Linked DNA regions of Homo sapiens: regions 1, 2, 3, 4 and 6 are each linked to region 5. Evidence: chromatin contacts called from ENCODE Hi-C or POLR2A ChIA-PET data. All regions are on one chromosome and are shown on one strand. The core of a region is the stretch at or near the end of the contact, and the rest is flanking DNA. Distances in the headings are between cores, read along the strand shown.

Evidence for each region. Hi-C counts contacts between places; a loop is a spot of excess contacts on that map. ChIA-PET counts read pairs that join two places held with the same protein, here RNA polymerase II (POLR2A). Pooled maps may share reads with other maps.
Region 1: a loop to region 5 is called in a map of CD4-positive, alpha-beta T cell, with 2.9 times the contacts of the local background. The contact joins the promoter of FEM1A here to the promoter of HDGFL2 in region 5. A Hi-C loop is called at or near these places in 2 of 168 maps with a recorded cell type or tissue (CD4-positive, alpha-beta T cell and CD4-positive, alpha-beta memory T cell), 9 of 37 single-sample maps with no recorded cell type and 16 of 50 pooled maps. POLR2A ChIA-PET finds 5 or more read pairs at or near these places in 9 of 52 experiments (A673, BJ, CD4-positive, alpha-beta T cell and 6 more).
Region 2: a loop to region 5 is called in a map of B cell, with 12 times the contacts of the local background. The contact joins the promoter of PLIN3 here to the promoter of HDGFL2 in region 5. A Hi-C loop is called at or near these places in 1 of 168 maps with a recorded cell type or tissue (B cell), 2 of 37 single-sample maps with no recorded cell type and 10 of 50 pooled maps.
Region 3: a loop to region 5 is called in a map of naive thymus-derived CD4-positive, alpha-beta T cell, with 26 times the contacts of the local background. The contact joins the promoter of ZBTB7A here to the promoter of HDGFL2 in region 5. A Hi-C loop is called at or near these places in 1 of 168 maps with a recorded cell type or tissue (naive thymus-derived CD4-positive, alpha-beta T cell), 10 of 37 single-sample maps with no recorded cell type and 14 of 50 pooled maps. POLR2A ChIA-PET finds 5 or more read pairs at or near these places in 2 of 52 experiments (HepG2 and activated naive CD4-positive, alpha-beta T cell).
Region 4: a pooled map shows a loop between it and region 5 (3-fold over the local background). The contact joins the promoter of MIR7-3HG here to the promoter of HDGFL2 in region 5. A Hi-C loop is called at or near these places in 3 of 50 pooled maps. POLR2A ChIA-PET finds 5 or more read pairs at or near these places in 3 of 52 experiments (SK-N-SH and activated naive CD4-positive, alpha-beta T cell).
Region 6: a map with no recorded cell type shows a loop between it and region 5 (35-fold over the local background). The contact joins the promoter of UHRF1 here to the promoter of HDGFL2 in region 5. A Hi-C loop is called at or near these places in 3 of 37 single-sample maps with no recorded cell type and 8 of 50 pooled maps. POLR2A ChIA-PET finds 5 or more read pairs at or near these places in 2 of 52 experiments (T-cell and activated T-cell).

Annotation. Positions count from the first base shown.
Region 1 is chr19:4,790,129-4,793,313 of GRCh38, forward strand. FEM1A (fem-1 homolog A) reads left to right here and starts at 1,606. Exons shown (of 1, transcript NM_018708.3): 1 at 1,606-3,185. The coding sequence starts at 1,727. LOC124904620 (a long non-coding RNA gene) reads right to left here and starts at 1,164. Exons shown (of 2, transcript XR_007067103.1): 1 at 1,070-1,164. RefSeq lists enhancers at 1,259-1,916, 1,427-1,696, 1,917-2,573, 2,227-2,286, 2,574-3,185.
Region 2 is chr19:4,866,366-4,869,333 of GRCh38, forward strand. PLIN3 (perilipin 3) reads right to left here and starts at 1,302. Exons shown (of 8, transcript NM_005817.5): 1 at 1,244-1,302. RefSeq lists enhancers at 270-619, 562-1,062 and a silencer at 1,280-1,459.
Region 3 is chr19:4,065,553-4,068,376 of GRCh38, forward strand. ZBTB7A (zinc finger and BTB domain containing 7A) reads right to left here and starts at 1,347. Exons shown (of 3, transcript NM_015898.4): 1 at 1,130-1,347. RefSeq lists silencers at 1-647, 1,128-1,327, 1,338-1,387, 1,428-1,487, 1,698-1,807 and 1 more.
Region 4 is chr19:4,767,441-4,770,664 of GRCh38, forward strand. MIR7-3HG (MIR7-3 host gene) reads left to right here and starts at 1,665. Exons shown (of 3, transcript NR_027148.1): 1 at 1,665-1,911; 2 at 2,190-2,317. RefSeq lists a silencer at 2,097-2,391.
Region 5 is chr19:4,470,996-4,473,873 of GRCh38, forward strand. HDGFL2 (HDGF like 2) reads left to right here and starts at 1,302. Exons shown (of 16, transcript NM_001001520.3): 1 at 1,302-1,427. The coding sequence starts at 1,356. RefSeq lists enhancers at 1-117, 378-727 and silencers at 1,228-1,407, 1,438-1,497.
Region 6 is chr19:4,908,027-4,911,080 of GRCh38, forward strand. UHRF1 (ubiquitin like with PHD and ring finger domains 1) reads left to right here and starts at 1,475. Exons shown (of 17, transcript NM_001048201.3): 1 at 1,475-1,629; 2 at 2,850-3,012. The coding sequence starts at 2,860. It also overlaps a transcript of ARRDC5 not described here. RefSeq lists an enhancer at 508-1,414 and silencers at 1,234-1,313, 1,814-2,333.

The DNA of each region.
Region 1 (3,185 bases), core at 356-2,855, 320 kb after region 5:
GTACAATGGTGCAATCACGGCTCACTGCAGCCTTGACCTCCTAGGTTCAAGCGATCCTCCCACTTCAGCCTCCCGAGTAGCTGAGACAACAGGTGCACGCTACCACGCCCGGCTAATTTTTCTATTTTTGTAGAGATGTGCTATGTTTCCCAGGCTGGTCTCGAATTCCTGGGTTCAAGCAATCCTCCCACCTCAGCCTCCCAAAGTGCTGAGATTACAGGTGTGAGTCACCTTGCCCGGCCAAACCTGTCCTCTTTATTAAAAATGCATTTTATTGTATATATATTACACCTCGAATAAACTTTAAAAATAAAGAATTCGGGTCACCAAAGATTTCTTTTTCATAATATAATTCATTGTTGTCAAAAAATGCCAGGGAATGGATCACCTTACAACTGCTAGAATAGCTATCATCAAAAAGACGAAAGGTAACAAACGTTGGCAAGGATTTGAAGAGAACACTTATACACTACTGATGGTAATTTTAATTAGTATAGCCATTATAGAAAATGGTATGGAAGTTCCAAAGAAAAATTTAAAAATAAAACTACCAGGTGATCCAGGAATCCCACTTCTGGGTCTTTATCCAAAGGAATTGAAGTCAGCACGTCAGGCCGGGCATAGTGGCTCACGCCTGTAATTCTAGCACTTTGGGAGGCTGAGGCGGGCGGATCTCCCAAGGTCAGGAGTTCGAGACCATCCTGGCCAACATGGCGAAACCCGTCTCTACCAAAAATACAAAAATTAGCCGGGCGTGGTGGTGGATGTCTGTAGTCCCAGCTACTCGGGAGGCTGAGGCACGAGAATCACTTGAACCCGGGAGGCAGAGGTTGCAGTGAGCCGAGATTGCGGCATTGCCCTCCAGCCTAGGCAACAAGAGCGAGACGCTGTCTCAAAAACAAAAACCAAAACCAAAAAACCCCACAAAGTTATTGAAAGAAATAAATAAAAATAAATACGTAAATAAAAGAAGGAAATTCTGACACATACTAGAATATACATAAATGTATGTAAATGAATAAATGAATATATGAATGTGAGAATAAGAAGTGAGCGCGTCATTTTTTACCGTTCTCCCAGCTCAAAACGTTTTCGCCCCGTCCAGCTTTTCGGCCTCCTCCGGGCGCCCCCTGCCGGTGGGCCGCTTGCCCGTGCTCCAAGCCCAAAACAGACGCGTCCCCTCTAGTCGCTTTTAGCCTTCGGTCTCGGTCCTGATTGGCTCAGAGTCGCTCGTGATCCCTTTTGGGAAATGTAGTCCTTAAGGGTATCGCGCCTGCTTTTTCTATACGCTCTGACGCAGAGATAGCCACGGGAAGTACGTCACCAAATTTCGCCGGTTCCCACAAGCTAGGTCGTGTGACGCTGCATGACGGGAATTGTAGTCCTCAAATTGCTAGCTTCCGATGCCATGCGCTGCGACTGGAACGCCAATTCCCACCATGCCGCGCGCTCACAGCTCTCAGGGGCTGTCCTGTGGCCTTTGGGGAAGTGTAGTCTTGAGCCCCCAAGATTCCTTTTCTGTTCTATGGAGTGGGCCCGCGCAAAGGACTCCATTTCCCGGCGTGCTGCCATCCGTCGGGTCGCGGCAGCCATTTTGTTCCGCCCGAGGAGACCCTAAGATGGCGGCGAGGGGGACGGTGAAGGTTGCCTCCCGCCCGTCCGGGCTCTGATCCTCCGTCTCCCCGTCCCCCGGCGGCCGGCCCATGGCCTGGCGGAGGCCCGAACCATGGACCTCCGCACCGCCGTGTACAACGCCGCCCGTGATGGCAAGCTGCAGCTGCTCCAGAAGCTGCTCAGCGGCCGGAGCCGGGAGGAACTGGACGAGCTGACGGGCGAGGTGGCCGGCGGGGGAACGCCGCTACTCATCGCCGCCCGCTACGGCCACCTGGACGTGGTGGAGTACCTGGTGGACCGGTGCGGCGCGAGCGTGGAGGCCGGTGGCTCGGTGCACTTCGATGGCGAGACCATCGAGGGCGCGCCGCCGCTGTGGGCCGCCTCCGCAGCCGGCCACCTGGACGTGGTGCGGAGCCTGCTGCGCCGCGGGGCCTCGGTGAACCGCACCACGCGCACCAACTCCACGCCTCTCCGCGCCGCCTGCTTCGACGGCCACCTGGAGGTGGTGCGCTACCTGGTCGGCGAGCACCAGGCCGACCTGGAGGTGGCCAACCGGCACGGCCACACGTGCCTCATGATCTCGTGCTACAAGGGCCACCGTGAGATCGCCCGCTACCTGCTGGAGCAGGGCGCCCAGGTGAACCGGCGCAGCGCCAAGGGCAACACGGCCCTGCATGACTGCGCCGAGTCCGGCAGCCTGGAGATCCTGCAGCTGCTGCTGGGGTGCAAGGCCCGCATGGAACGTGACGGCTACGGCATGACCCCGCTGCTCGCGGCCAGCGTGACGGGCCACACCAACATCGTGGAGTACCTCATCCAGGAGCAGCCCGGCCAGGAGCAGGTCGCAGGGGGAGAGGCTCAGCCTGGGCTGCCCCAAGAAGACCCCTCCACCAGCCAGGGGTGTGCGCAGCCTCAGGGGGCTCCGTGCTGCAGCTCCTCCCCAGAGGAACCACTGAACGGGGAATCTTACGAAAGCTGCTGTCCCACCAGCCGGGAAGCTGCCGTGGAAGCCTTGGAATTGCTGGGAGCTACGTATGTGGATAAGAAACGAGATCTGCTTGGGGCCCTTAAACACTGGAGGCGGGCCATGGAGCTGCGTCACCAGGGGGGCGAGTACCTGCCCAAACCGGAGCCCCCACAGCTGGTCCTGGCCTATGACTATTCCAGGGAGGTCAACACCACCGAGGAGCTGGAGGCGCTGATCACCGACCCGGATGAGATGCGCATGCAGGCCCTGTTGATCCGGGAGCGCATCCTCGGTCCCTCGCACCCGGACACTTCCTATTACATCCGTTACAGGGGTGCCGTGTACGCCGACTCGGGCAATTTCGAGCGCTGCATCCGCTTGTGGAAGTACGCCCTGGACATGCAACAGAGCAACCTGGAGCCTCTGAGCCCCATGACCGCCAGCAGCTTCCTCTCCTTCGCGGAACTCTTCTCCTACGTGCTTCAGGACCGGGCCGCCAAAGGCAGCCTGGGCACCCAGATCGGCTTTGCAGACCTCATGGGGGTTCTCACCAAAGGGGTCCGGGAAGTGGAACGGGCCCTGCAGCTGCCCAGGGAGCCCGGAG
Region 2 (2,968 bases), core at 52-2,551, 400 kb after region 5:
TGGGAAGGCAGCATCCCCTAGGAGTCTTGCTTGCCACATCTGTGAAATGTGTATAAGTGTTTCACAAGAGCCTGGAGTCCCTGTGGACTGGAGGAGACGCTGCTCCGGGGAAGCTCAGATCCGTGCCCGGCACATAGTAAGTGCTCCATAAACTATCTCACCGCACTCTGGCTTCCACGGACAAAGGGGTAAAGCCAGCCAGGAACCAGCTTCCTGCTAGGTACAAAAGTCCCCCAACTGGGAAGTCAGGTGAGAAGACATACCTACCTCCCAGTGATCATTGCCTAAATCTGTGCTTCTCCTCACCTCCTTTGGAGCCTGAGCTCACCTGGGCAGGGGGCCAGGTAGGCAGGCATCAAACTCCTGGCCTCGACCGATTCTCAAGTCCCACTTAGGACTCAGGCAGCTTCCTCCCGTCCCCTCTGTCCACCATGACTTCCTGGAACTGGTTTAAGCAAGGGTGGCCATGGCAGATGTCAACACCCTATGAAACCCCTGGGGGTCAGTGACCTGCCTTGCCGCTGGCTCCAGAAGGGGAGCTCCAGGCCAGACCCAGCCATCCAGCAACTTCAGAGCATGCTAAGACTGGACTTCCAAAATTCCAAGGGCCCCAGGTCCCACTGCCAGGCCTAGCCGGGACAAGAACCCCAAAGCAGTTAACGGATAGGCCTTCCTACTTTTAAGCCACCTCGTCGCCACGCCCACCCGAGGGAAGTGGGCAGGCTTTGCCCAAGACCTCCCCAGAATCAGTTGGGGGCGCCAGGAGCTGGGGCAACCCCCACCCCCACCCGTGGCAAAACCATCTGTAGGGGAGGGGGCTTTGCGGTGGCGGGGGGTGTCTCTGAAAACCCCAGAAGGGAGGGCGGAGATTCTGCCCGCAGGAGGAAACTTGCCTGCAAATGGCGTTTCCAAAAGCAAACTGTTCAAAATTTAGAGAAAACCTGGTGGGCGGGGGGCGGTATTTAGCCCACCCCCTTCAATATCACCCCTTCTACGGGGCTCTTTCGCCCCTCAAAAGTCCCAGGAAGTGAGAAGAGGGTTTCAAAGTCTGAGCTTCGTTGCAGAAGTTGGATTTTTCTGGGGGGAGGGGTGACCAGCCTGGGCTGAAGACCCCTCCCCAGGCCGCAGAGTCCAGCAAATCCCACCCCGAGAAAGGCCCTCCCCGACCCCTCCGGCCCCTGGGGTGCCCCAGGACTCCATGGACACCGCCCCCCAGCTCAACTGAGACGCCCCCGCCACTCACCGCGGTCAACCGGACGTCCCAGGAACAGCTGCCGCGACTTCAAAACCAGCTTGGAAACCGTCCGGGCCGAGGCGGGGGTGGCTTTTACTGCGTGGTAGGTTGGGGGCGCACTGGAGTGACGGGCGAGGGGACCAATCAGGTTGAGGGATTGCCCGCGCCAGGCCCGCCCCTCTCCTCCCTGCCCCGCCTCCACTAGGCCCCGCCCCTCGCCAAGTCATGAAGTCCGGGAAGGACTCCACGCCCTGCCCCTGAAGGGGAGGGAGCACTCTTGGACCACGCCTGTCCCAGCCACGGGACCCCCGCTCCGCAGCTGGGGACCCTGTGAAGTTGGCCCTGGGAGGTGAGTGCGATCGGGGGCGCCGCACAGGTGCTGGGATTCCCCAGGTCGCCCATTTCCCCTATGGCCAAACTGAGGCTGCGAGAACCCTGGGAGAGTTGCAGGGTGACCCTCGCCAGCGCGTCAGGGGCCACGCCCTCCACCATGGGCTCCGACTCAGCTATATGTACACACACACACACACACACACACACACACTTTTTTTTTTTTTTTGAGACACAGTCTCGCTCTGTCGCTAAGGCTGGAGTGCAGTGACGCGACCTTGGCTCACTGCAGCCTCCACCTCCTGGATTCAAGCGATTCTCCTGCCTCAGCCTCCTGAGTAGCTGGGATTACAGACACGTGCCACCACGCCCGGCTAATTTTTTGTATTTTTAGCAGAGACGGGGTTTCACCATGTTGGTCTTGAACTCCTGACCTCAAGTGATCTGCCCGCTTGGGCCTCCCAAATTGCTGGGATCACAGGTATGAGCCACCGCACCCGGCCCAACCCAGCTATATGAGTGACTTGAACCACCACGGGAACTTGTCCAGCCTCCGGCCTGATCTGCCCAACATCAGACCACTTCATCCTCCCAGCACTGTATTGTCTTTTTAATCATCCCTATTTTGCAGAGAAGGAAACTGAGGCCTGGAGAGGGTCAGCCAGGGGCAATGGAGGGGTCAGGCTCCAGGCTCTGTGACTGCTGGATCAACCTTTTCCTGAAGCTGCCCCCACTTGGATTTTACCCCGCCCCTCTCCACCTCCCAAATTATTTATCCTCTTGGTCTATAAACCAAGGTCTCAATCTCAGATGGTCCAGGGAGGAGGTGAATATTTCTGCTGAGGAGGTGGCAGTGATGCCCTGCTTAGAGGGGCAGGGGAGAGCAGTGCCCTATGGGAGACCCACCTGGAGAGTCACAGATCCACAGGAAGTTCAAGCTGTAGACATGTCCTGCCTGTTAGGGAACAATTGGACCAAATGAAACCCAACTGGGGCTTTGTCCAGCCCAGGGGCCACCAGTTTGCCACCTCTGCCAAATTATTTGAATAGAATGAAGCTTCTGGTAGCTTTAGAAAGAACATGGGAAAAATTGGGTGTCTGTGACTGCATTTTTTTGGGGGGGTGAGTGGGGACAGGGTCTATGCTAGCACTGTCCAATAGAACTTTCTGCAATTCTAGAATTGTGTGCCATCCAACATTGTAGCCAAAAGCACCACGTGGCTAATGCACAGTGAGAAGCTGAATGTTTAAATTTTTTTTTTTTTTTTGAGGCAGAGTCTCGCTCTGTCTCCCAGGCTGGAGTGCAATGGCGCGATCTCGACTCACTACAACCTCCACCTCCCGGGTTCAAGCGGTTCTCCTGCCTCAGCCTCCCAAGTAGCTGGGATTACAGGCGCGCGCCAC
Region 3 (2,824 bases), core at 97-2,596, 410 kb before region 5:
CGCCGCCGGCGGCCAATCCCCACCCGGGCTGGGGGGAGGGCGATGCAAATTACCCCGGATCTGGGTCCGCCCGCCCGCCTCCCCCACGCCCGGGCCCGGCCTGCGCTAGGCCGCGCATCCCCGGGCTCGCCTGCACCGCGCGGCCGCCCGGGCCGCCGCCCTCCCCGGGGAGCGCGGGGAGGGTGACCCCCCCCCCACGGGCGGGGGGCCGAGGGGAGGGGGGCTGGGGACGGTTACACAACCAGGCGGGGAGGGGCCCCGGGGCGGGGAGGGGGCCGGCCCGCGGGCCGCGCAGCCGGAAGCCGGGACCGCCACCGGCCCCCGGCGAGGGGAGCCCGGCTCCAGGCCCCGCCCCCTGGCGGGCTGGCCCCGCCCCCGCGCCGCGCCGCGCGATCGGCCCGCGCCCATTGGCTCTCCGGCCCGCCGCTCACCGCCCCTCCTCCGCACCGCCCCTACCCGCAGGCCGCGGCGGGCTGTCGGCGCGGGGCACCCTGGGACTTGTAGTCCAAGCCGCTTGCCACCTGCCGGCTGCAAACGGCGGAGGGACTACGAAGCCCAGAGGTCCCTGCGGCCCTGCCCGCCCACCCGGACACCCCACCCCTTCCCCCTCCTTTCCGAAGCCCCCCTCCCTGTTTTTTCAGCCCCCTCCCCCCCATCCCCCATGGAGCTCAATCCTGGCCAACTCCAACGTATGCACGCAGCACCGAATAGGCCCCCGGGGGGCGAGAGCGCCCCTCGTCTTCAGCTGGAAACTTAGCAGGCGACGCGCCCCCCTATCTCCCCACGCCGGCTCCCCCCACCCTCAATGCAGCCCTGCTTCCCCTCCCCCGCTCCCCGCGCGCCTGGGAGCCCCGAAAAGCCATGCACCCGGGTTGGGGGGGGCTGGCGCACAAGCTCATGCACTTAGCCCCCAATCCCCCCTTCCCGGGCGGCGCCCCCTCCCCGCGCTCGGGATCCAGGGCGCCTCCAGCCTCCGGGCAGCTGCCAACCACCCCTTCCTCTGAAACTTGGGGGAACGTCCCCGGCTCCCCGGATCTCCCCTTCCCGAGGGGGCAGCGGTGGCCGCAGCGACCCCCGCCCGTCCCCGCCCTGCACCCCGTGCCGGGGGCCGCGCCGGGCGCTGACTTACCTCGCGGGGCCGGGCCGGGGCGCGCGGGGCCGGGGCCCGAAGTTGGGACTGGGCTCCCTCGGCCGCTCGCCTCCGGGGTCCGCGGCGCTCGCTCTGCCCGCGTCGCGCTGCCCTGGTCGCTCCCTCGCGCGGCGGCGGCGGCGTCACTGCCCCTACAGTAACTGTACAGTACAGCCAAAGCCCCGTATGATGCTCGCGACTCCCTTCCTGGTTTCTCCGAGGGCAAGAGGGGTCCTCCCTTGTCTTAAAGGTGCCGCAGCCGCCGGCCCCCCCACGCCCAGCCCGCCCCCCCCAGCCTGGCCTCGGAGGCCAGAACAGGCTCGGCAGGTCCCCTCTTGCCACGTCTCTGCCCTCCCGTGGGGCTTCGCCCGCTGCGCCGGGGAGACCGGGCTGTTATTAGGTTTTGTCAAGTCGGGGGGGGGGGTCCGGCCCGCCCCGGCGCGCCCCCCCGCCTCTGACCTCTCCGCCCCGCCGCGCGGCGCCGTGCCAGCTTGCCAGCTTATCTGGCCCCAGAGCTCCCCGGGGCGCGGGGGGAGCGGGCCCCCCGGGGTGGAGGGGGGGTGGGGGCCTCCAGATAAACAGGCCCCCAGCCTCTGCGCAGGGGCGGGGTGCGGGGGGGCGCGGGCTGTGCCCCCGACGCCCGGGGCGTGGCAGGATGGCAGCGGGGGCGGGGAGCGCGGTGCGCACAGCGAGGAGCGACGCGGGCGTGTGGGTCGCGCGGCCTGGGCTGCCGGGGGTGGGTTGGGGGTGAGGCGGTGGGGATCCCCCCGCAAGGCCAGGCCCTGGGCCTCCCCGGGCCTCAGTGGGACTTGCCGCGCCAGGGACCCCGGGGGGTGGCCTTGCCAAGGACAGCCCGGGTCCGCGGGGCTCCCGGGTCCCTAAATGAAACCACCAACCTGCCCTCCCGCGATTATATAAAGGAGTCGCCTCCACCCCGCTGCGCTAGGGGCGTCAGCGGGGGAAGGGGTTGGCGAGGGGCGGGGAGGGCGGTTGTTTTCCCGGCTTCGCGAGTTCCCCCACCCGGCTGCGGGCCGCGGGGCGGGACGGGGACCGGGCCCTGGACGCCTGGTCCGCGCGGGCCGCTCCTTGGCACAAGGGGGTCTGCATGGCTCGCGAGGGGCGGAGGTGGGGAGTGGGGAGGCGTTGGTTCAGCGCGACTTTTTTTTTTCCCCTGTCCGTTTCTCCCACTTCCTCCCCGGTCGTGGGAGAGGTCCGGCGGGGGACAGGGAAGGGGGAGCAGGGCACGAGTGGTGAGAACGTCCTGGCCCGGCCCGGGGAGGGCTGGCTGGTGCGACCGCGCGCCTGGGGGGGGGGGGGAGGGCTCCAGGACTCAGTTTCCCCTTCCTCATTCCTCCAGACAGAGAGAGTACTGACAGCTGCTTTAGCTGCCGTTTAGTGAGCGCTTATCCAGTGGGTGACCCTGTTCCGGGGCTCACTGTGCCTTCATTCTAACACCTAATCCCAGGGTCATTATTATGTTTTATTATTATCTGGCATTCTTAGTACCAACACCACCTGACAGCGGGAACCACCACCGGCCTGGGTGTAGTGTACCCAGCCTGTCCTCTGACTTCAAAGCCTCTCCTGCGAGAGACACAGTTTATGGCTTCTTCGCACAATTTATTAAAAGCGCCTTTCAACACCCAAACGGGTTGGATTGGCTTTTGTAATAATAATCTGGCTACGAGGGGAAAC
Region 4 (3,224 bases), core at 415-2,914, 300 kb after region 5:
AGCTTAGGGAAGGGGAGAGAGAAAGGGTGGCAGGTCTTCCTGTGCAACCTGAGGAACTTCACTTTTGTCCTGGCCTGAATGATCAGGTCCTGTACAGCTGTCCCTGATTTATATCCTAACTGTCCCTTCTATGCTTGCTCACCCCCCAGGGCCTGTTCTTTCCCCCACCCCCACCAGGGCCCTTACACTGACTGTTCCTTCAACCCAATGCCCATACCAACATGTGAGCAGAGTTTTCATGTCTTTACCCTCCCTAAAGGCAAGGTTGGTTGCTGAATTCATGTATGTATCTCCAGTGCCTAGTACAACAAGTTTGTTGAGCAAATAAATGGGTGGAATAGATCAGGAAAGAATAACAGCTGCATTATTAGAAAACTTACCGTAAACAGACATGATTGCTAGTGCCATGCCAAGCCATATTGGGACCTCAGGCAAAAGGAAAAGTCAGAAAGGCTGGTTCTGCCTTTATTTACATTTTTGATATTTTGTTCATTGTGGATTTTGGCATACATTTTGATTTCTTAAAACATTGCATCGATTTTTTTTTGAGACAGGGTCTTGCTCTGTCACCTAGGCTGGAGTGCAGTGGTGCAATCATAACTCACTGCAGCTTCGACCTCCTGGCCTCAAGTGATCCTCTCACCTCAGCCTCCCAAGTAGCTGAGACCACAGGTGCCATTCTCTCTCTCTCTCTCTCTCTCTCTCTCTGTTTCTCTCTTTCTCTCTCCCTCTCTCCCTCTTTCTCTCTCAGAAACGGGGTCTCACTATGTTGCCCAGGCTCATCTTGAAATCCTGGCCTCAAGTGATCCTCCCACCTTGGCCTCCCAAAGTGCTCAGATTACAAGCATGAGCCATTGCACCTGGCCTGAAATATTATTTACCTTGATTATTGAGTTTTTTGGTGCCCCTTTAAGTTTTGCACCTGAGGCTGGTGCCTCACCCAACTCACATTAGCCCCTGCCCTGATTATTTCTAACATGCAATCCACACCATATCATTAGTTCCTCAGCAAATACTCTACTATTATCACTACTTCACAGTTGCAAAAACTGAGGCACAACTGTGCCCAATGTCCCAAAGGAAGGAGAAGAAAAATCTGAACTTGAACCCCAGTTTCTTCGTTTTTTGGTTCAGAGCCTGCCCAGTATAGCACTACAATAAGCTGAATTTTATAAATTGGGTTTTGAGTTAAGGAATCAAAAGCTTCAGGCTTAAGTCCCACCTCTGCCCCAGAGTCTTCTGAGCCCTCCATTTTCACAGACGTCAGTTGCCCTAGGTGGAACTGGACTTTAATATTCTCCACATCCCTTATTTTTTCCCAAAACAGTTTACCAGCTTTTTCTTTCCTGAACCAGGAGCAATAGCAAAAATTGGGAATGGGAAGAAACAGGTACCAGCCAGGACACCTGAACGAACTTGGAGCTCAGGAACCCAGGAGGGGATTGGAGAGAGTGGGGAGACTCCATGGTCCACAATGAATGCTCCTTCCCCATCCGAAAAAATCCCCTAGCCCAGTTTTTGGGCAGATGCCAGACTTTTATTCTGAAGCGTGGGCCACAACCTATGAGGTAATCTTTGGAGCTTCATTCTGAGGCGGAATCCCATTGGCCAGTTGGGGAAGCCCCTCCCAGGATTCCTGGCGCTCCGCCTTCCCTGAAGCCTATAAAAGCGCAGGTCCCCGCCTCGGCAGCCACGGGACACCTGCATCTGCCAACAAGACTGGAAGCAGGTGAGGCACACAGAGGGGGAGGCCCGCAGCTGCGTGGGAGGAGGGGTGGTCTGAGGGACGTGGGATGCCGGGAATGAGGCTGGTTTGCAGGTTGGCGCATGGACATTTTCCCAGAAAGGGACAGAGACGGCGAAGTTTGACGGTCTGGAAAGCAGAGACCAGCAGGGCTGACTGCTTGGGAGGTAAGTTCTGGGGACATGGTACAGGGTGAGGAGCAGGTATCAGTGCTAGTTGCGACCCCTCTGTGTCTCCCCCCCGCCACCCCATTGCCATTCTGAAGCTCCCCAGGAAGAAGCTAGGAGGGGAAATAAATTGAGTGGGGGTGGGGTTTCCCAAGAATCGGAGGAACCGAGAACGAAGAGGGGTGGGGGAACGGGGAAAGAGAGAGGAAAATCAAGTTTTCTTCAGCACGAGGGACAGCTCTCCACCGACCGAAGGAGGAGAATGCTATTTATTTCAGCACCAAATATCCGGACAGCGCCTCTCGGGAGGTCCGAGAAGAGAACCGCGATCTGTTTCAGCACCGGGGCTCAGGACAGTTCCCAGCGGGCTCCGTTTCGTCTCCAGAACCCTGGACAGCTCCTCCAGGTAACGGGAGAGCCCTTTGACCCTGATTTTGCAGGGGGAGGACGAGAGAGGGTGGTCTGAGGTGCCTGGCATTTCTGGAGACCTGCACCTCATGTAATGGATTTTTAAACAAAGTATTTTCCAGATAAGCACACACAGAAGTCTGCAATTTTCTTTTTTTTTCGAGACGGAGTCTTGCTCTGTCGCCCAGGCTGGAGTGCAGTGGCACGATCTCGGCTCACTGCAACCTCTGCCTCCTGGGTTCAAGGGATTCTCCTGCCTCAGCCTCCCGAGTATCTGGGATTACAGGCACATGCCACCACTCCCGGCTAATTTTTGTATTCTTAGTAGAGACGGGGTTTCACCATGTTGGCCAGGCTGGTCTCAAACTCTTGACCTCTTCATCCGTCCACCTCAGCCTCCCAAAGTGCTAGGATTACAGGCGTGAGTCACTGCGCCTGGCCCAAGTCCGGAATTTTCAACAGGTAAGATACCTCACTGGGGTAACAGCTGCCTGCTAAGATGACATTATGGTGTCTCTTCCAGACTTCGGTGAGAAACCTTGTGCCAAGCATTTTACATACATCATATCATGCCATCTTCAACCCTAGGACATGGGTGTTACTGTGCCCATGTGACATTTGGGGAACCCAAGGCCCTGAGAAAGGCAGAAAAATAACCCACGCAGGGACTCTCAGCCCACAAGTGAAGCTGTAAGTCAACCCCACCAGTCCAACTCCAAATCCCATGTCTCTGACGTGCCTGGGTGGGAGGTGGGCCCTTGGAGATCAGACCCTGCTTCTCTCCAGGAGAACCGGGAATGGAAAACAGGGAGGCAGCACAGAGGCAGGAAACTCAGGTGTCATAGCTTGGCTCAGGTGAGAAGGAGGAGCTGGGCAGGGGTCTCAGACATGGGGCAGAGGGTGGT
Region 5 (2,878 bases), core at 52-2,551:
AGGCGTGAGCCACCACGCCCTGCCGGAAGGTAGAGTTATAGCTTTTTTTTTTCTGCTCTGTCACCCAGTCTGGAGTGCAGTGGCGCGATCTCGGCTTACTGCAACCCCCCGCTCCTGGGTTCGAGTGATTCTCCTGCCTCAGCTTCCTGAGTAGCTGGTATAGGTGCGTGCCACCACGCCCAGCTAATTTTTGTATTTTTAGTAGAGACGGGGTTTCACCATGTTGGCCAGGCTTGGTCTCAAACTCCTGACCTCGTGATCCGCCCGCTTCGTCCTCTCAAAGTGCCGGGGTTACAGCCGTGAGCCATCGCGTCCGGCCGAGTTATAGCTTCTAATACTTCCTGTATTTCCTGTTGCCGGGCTCAGTCTAGAGCAGGGTCCTCACAATCATTATGGGCCCCATCTTCCAAGTGCAGAGAGCGAAGCCCAGGACAATCAAGTGACTCGGCCCCACGGTATTCAGTACATTTTTCTTGAATGAATGAATAGGTCTGTGTGGCGTTTTGGGGCCCTGGCATATAGTAGGTACTCAGTTAAGTTTTTAACTAAGTGAAGAAATAACTATTTTGTGCATTTTGTGGCTGTTTATACTAAGAGCTCCCCCGGAGCCTGCCCCTTCCTCTAAGTCCCGCCTCCTCGAGCTGGCAATCGCCCGTCCCTGTTTTATGTTGTATCGCTCTTCTTTCGATAGCCAATGGCCGACGTTCCCGCTGAAGCCCCGCCTCTTGTGATGGCCAATGCCTGCTCCCTACCTTGAGGCGCTTCTCTTGTGGTATCCAATGGCTTGCATATCTACTTTAAGCCTCTCCTCCTGAGCGGGAGAGGCTGTCAATGACCCGCCCATTGCGTTAAGTGATTGGCCTTCTTTTCTGCGGTATCCAATGTTCTGCCCTCCTTATATCCCCTTCTCTTGTGGAGGTCTATGTCCTGCCTCTTTCCCTTAAGCTCCACCCCTTCACTCCCTTAGAGCGTCTGTTCGTCTCCTCCCACCTTTCCCTTTCACCTCCCATAACCTCCCATTAGAGTCTCTGGGTTACGCCCCTTGGGTCTGTCCGTTATCCAATCCCGTTAACTGCTGTGCTCCAACCTCTGTTCTTATTGGTCGCCTCCCTTCTCTGTCCCCTGCACGTGGTCCTGATCGACGGCTTTGCCGGCCCGTGACGGCCGGAGGGCTGAACTTCCGTTGGCGCAACGCCCAATAAGCGCGCGTCGGCAGGCTGCCCAGACAGCCTCCCCCGCCCCCTCGGCGTCCCGCTCCCGCCCCCGGCTTCGCCTCCCGCTGCCGCCGCCGCCGCCGCCGCAGCCGCTACCGCCGCTGCAGCCGCTTTCCGCGGCCTGGGCCTCTCGCCGTCAGCATGCCACACGCCTTCAAGCCCGGGGACTTGGTGTTCGCTAAGATGAAGGGCTACCCTCACTGGCCTGCCAGGGTGAGGCCGCGCGGGAGATGGGGCCGGTGGGGGGGGGGGGGGGGGCAGCGGGGGCCCCGGGCCGGAGGCGGGCACTGGAGGGCCGGGGTTGTCCTGGGCCTGAAGGAGCTGCGCCCCGGGGGTCTGGGGTTCATGGGGTCTGGGGGTGTCCGAGACCCGCAGCGGCCCCGCCCTGGGGGTCTGGGGGTCCTGGGCCGCAGGGAGCTGCGCCCTAGGGGTCTGGGGTTGTCCGGGGCCTGCCGGAGCCGCGCCCCGGGGTCTAGGGATCCTGGGCCTCAGGGAGCCCCGCCCTCGGGGCCTGGGGGTCCTGGGCTGCAGGGAGCCGCGTTCTTGTGGTCTGGTGGTGTTCGGATCCTGCAGGACCCGCCGTCTGGGCCTGCAGGAGCCCCTCCCGGGGTCTGGGGGTCCTCGGCCTCAGGGAGCTGCGTCCTGGGGTTCTGGGGGTGTCCAAGCCCTGCAGGAGCCGCGCCCCGGGGTCTGGGGGCCCTGGGCCTCAGGGGGCCGCGCCTAGGGGTTCTGAGGGTGTCTGCGGCCTGAGAGACTCTCGCCCTTGGTGTATGAGGGTTTTGGGGCTCAGAGAGTCGCTCCCTGGGAGTCTGGGGGTATCCTGGGCCCGAGGGAGTCGCACCTTGGGGGTTTGGGGGTGTTTGGGGCCTGAAAGAGCCGCGCGCCGACGGTCTGGGGGTCCCGGGCCCGAGGAAGCGGTGCCCTGGGGGTCTGGGGCCTGATAAATTCTCACTCTGGGGGAATGGCGGTCCTGGACCTGAGGGAGCTGCGCCGTGGGGATCTGGGGGGTGTCCAGGGCCTGAAGGAGCTGCGGCGCCAATGGTCTGGGGGTCCTGGGCCTGAGGAAGCTGCGCTCTGGGGGTCTGGGGCTTCTGTGCCTGAGGGAGCTGCACCATGGGGATCTGGGGTTGCCCTGGCCCAGAGGGAGCCACGCCTCGTGTGTCTGGGGGTGTCCAGGGTGCCTCAGGGAGCCGTGCGCAGGGTGTCTGGGAGGGTCTGGGACCTGAGGGACCCTCACCTGAGGGCCTGGGGATCCCAGGCCTGAGGGCTCAAGGTTCAAGTTTGAGCAGAACTGCGGAACTTGAGATTTGGGGTCAGATATGGGGGCTGAAGCACTCCCTTGTGGGTCCTGGAGAAGCCCAGTTTTGAGGGGCTGGGGGGCCGAGGGCCATGTGCTAGGGGTCCAGGGTTGGAGGAGGCAGTCAGGGGGGAAGGTTGAGGGTCAAGGCTAAGGGAAGCTGGGACCTCTGAGTGAGGGGCTGGGGGTGGGGGAATGGGGCTCGGGGCTCTGTTCACGGGGTCACTGGGACTCGGGGAACTGGACCTTAGAATGAAGTTGGCATCGGGACTGTTGGGGGACCCTGGGGATTGGTCCCCTGTGGGGAGGAGGATGTAGAAGCTGGTTTTGGAGGGACTTGAGGGTGGGGTGGTCCAACCCCAATGCT
Region 6 (3,054 bases), core at 225-2,724, 440 kb after region 5:
GTAAAGCCTGCTTCCACTTTCCCATCTCCTTTGACTTTGACCTTTTGTATCCCTTTTTCACTTATTAGGACCTTTTAAGGACATTGTGCCCACCTGGATCACCCAGGAGACGCTCCCCAACTCAAAATCATTAACTGAATCACACCTGCAAAGTTGCAAAGTCCTTTTAGCTGTGTAAGGCACTGTATTCACAGATCCTGGGGGCGAGGACGTGGGGGTCTAGAGACGCATATCTTCGGGGGCCATGATCTGTCTCCTATATTAGGGACATAGCAGAAGTCCCACTGACCAGATAGAGGAGACTTAATAGAGTGACGAAGAAACTGTAAAAAGCTAAGTGGGAACTCAACATTTTTCTGCTCACAGCTCTCAAGGGAAAGACCAAAGTCCTCCCCGGTGGCCTTCAAGGTATTATATATCACCCCTCTGACCTCAACTCCCCCTCCCCTTTGCTCAGTGGGCCCCAACCACACCAGCCCCTTCCTGCTCCCTGGACACCTCTAAGCCTTTTCCGGCCTCTGGGTTTGACTTTCCCTCCTAGACCCATCTGTCCTTGGAGTCTCATCTCCGATTCCAGCTCAAATGTCATCTTCTCTGAGAGGCCCACCGCAGTGGCCCCAGTGAGAGAGTATCCTCTCTCCCCGCCTCCCACCACATGGCTGCTGGTCACTCTCCTATAAGGAATCATCTGAAATTATCTGCTTTAGTTATTCATTTCTTGCCTGTCTCCCCCAGATAGGAATTTTCCCTCCCTGAGACCACCAACTGGGTCTGCCATGTACACCGCTGGGTTCTGCAGCTCTGAGCAACCTGTCCGGCTGCTTTGTAGGTGCCCAGCACAGGTCACTCCTGTGCCCGCCAGGACTGGTCAGAGTGGAACAGACAGGGCGGAGGGGGCAGGGCAGCCCTGCCCGCCTGGACAGCCTGGAGAAGGCGGGAAAACGAGGCGGGAAAAGACAGCAAACAAGCCCTGCGGGTGGGTAGAGTGGGGAGCCCTGGCAGGCCCTGACGCCAGGCAGTGGGGCTTGGGGCGATCGGGCGAGCCATCAGGGTGCAGGTGGTCTCCTAGGGGCCCCCCACATTCCCTCGCAGTATTTACACATTGATTCCGGCCTTCTTAGACCTACTGGTCAATGCGTGCGAGTGGGGGGCTGCGAACGGACTTGGACTTAAGAGTTCAGGGGGTCTGTACCCTGGGGGTCCCCAAGGCTCCTGGGGTGTCCACGTGCGGGGGGTGACCAGGCCCTGCCACGCAGCCCCTTTGCACGCTGGGCGCGCCCAGCAGAGCGCGCAGGGCTGGGCGGAGCCGTGGCCCACTAGGCGGAGGCGCCGTGGACAGAGGCGGGGGCGCCCCCCACCCTCTTTCTCGCTTCCCGCCACTGCGTCGGCCAATCAGGAGGCAGGCGCCCGCCCCCGGCACGGCCTCCTGCGGCCCCGCAACTCCCAAATGCCGAGTTTTCGCGGGAAAAAAATCAGAGCAGCTGGCAGCGCGGCGGGCAGCGTTTGCCGAGCGGGCGCTCCGGGTCGCACGCAAGTCCGCGCGGGGTCCGGGCCACGCACGCGGTTTCATCGCCATCCCCAGCCGGGCCACGCGCGCAGGCAGACAAGCTGTTCGCGGCGACCGGAGAGGTGAGCGGGCGGGCCGGGTCGGGGTGCCAGCCCGGGCCGGGCGCACGGGGCTCGGGAACTTTGCAAAACTTTCCCGCGCGGCCAGCCCGGGCGCACGCATGTCCCGCACTCTGTCCCGGGATCCAGGGCCTCCCCTTCCACCTAACCCTCGGGAATCGTTCCCCGGCACACATCCGGCTGGAGCCGGGACCAGCGCTGCGTCCCCGGAGCCCGGCGGGGGGTCGAGCGCGCCGGGTGGGGGAGGGCCTGGCGAGCCGCCGGGGAGGATGTCAGGCTCCGCGCCTGCGCGCGGGGCGCCCCGCGATTCAATTGTCGCGCCCGAGCCCGATTTCGCGCGCCCTGAGTTCCCCGGGAGCATCTGGGCCAATGGGGAGCGAGCGGGGCGGGGCGGCCGGGTGCTGCGGAGCCAATAAGAGGCGGCTCAAGTGAAGGGGGGCGGGACTTGACGAGCGGGGGCCCCCTCTGTAGTCCCGGCGGCGGGGGTGGGCGTGGGCTCGCTGGCGCGACCCGCGCGGGCCAGTGGGAGTGCGGGAGGGACGCCGAGGGTCCAGGGTTTGGAGGGGCGCGAGCTGCCGGGGGTTGGAGGTCGAGGTGAGTCGCGGGGCGCGCGCGCTCGCGGGTGGCCGGGACGGGGCGGCCGGTTACCATGGCCACCGCGGGGCGGGCCCGGTCGCGCACGCGCGCGGGGGGGGCCGGCAAGGAGGGGGGGCGTGGGCACCGAGGGGTCCCGGGGTCCGCGGATCTCGGGTGGGGTTTTTCCCTCTCAGTGGCACTTGGTTGAGTTCCCCCGGGACTTCTGAAGTTCCGGCCCGCGCTGGACTTCTGGGATTCCCTCTTCCGTAAATAGGAATCCGAGGAATGAATGAATCAATGAATGAATGAATAAACGAACCAACTCGGCCACTTGGCCCGGGCCTCCTTTCTCCTCTGGTCGTGGGGAAGGAGGGATGGGTTGGACCTTCTGCTTTTCTTTCAATTCCCTCTTTTCATTCTCCTTCCTCCTCAATCTTCAACACTTGGCTAGTCGTTAATGCCTTAAGTGCTTAATTTGTTGTGTCTGGTCCTGGCCAGGGTCTGGCTGTACAGGAGGACTGGAAGGGCATCCTGGGAGTTTCCTGGTGTCCACAGGCCGGACAAAAGCAACCCCGACTCCTTAGAGCATGGCATGGCTCAGAGGTGCTGGTAAAACTGATGGGGGTTTTTGCTGTCCCTCCCCTCAGCGCCGACACCATGTGGATCCAGGTTCGGACCATGGACGGGAGGCAGACCCACACGGTGGACTCGCTGTCCAGGCTGACCAAGGTGGAGGAGCTGAGGCGGAAGATCCAGGAGCTGTTCCACGTGGAGCCAGGCCTGCAGAGGCTGTTCTACAGGGGCAAACAGGTACACCCGCCGCCAGCACCTTTGTTCTATGCCTGGTCCAGG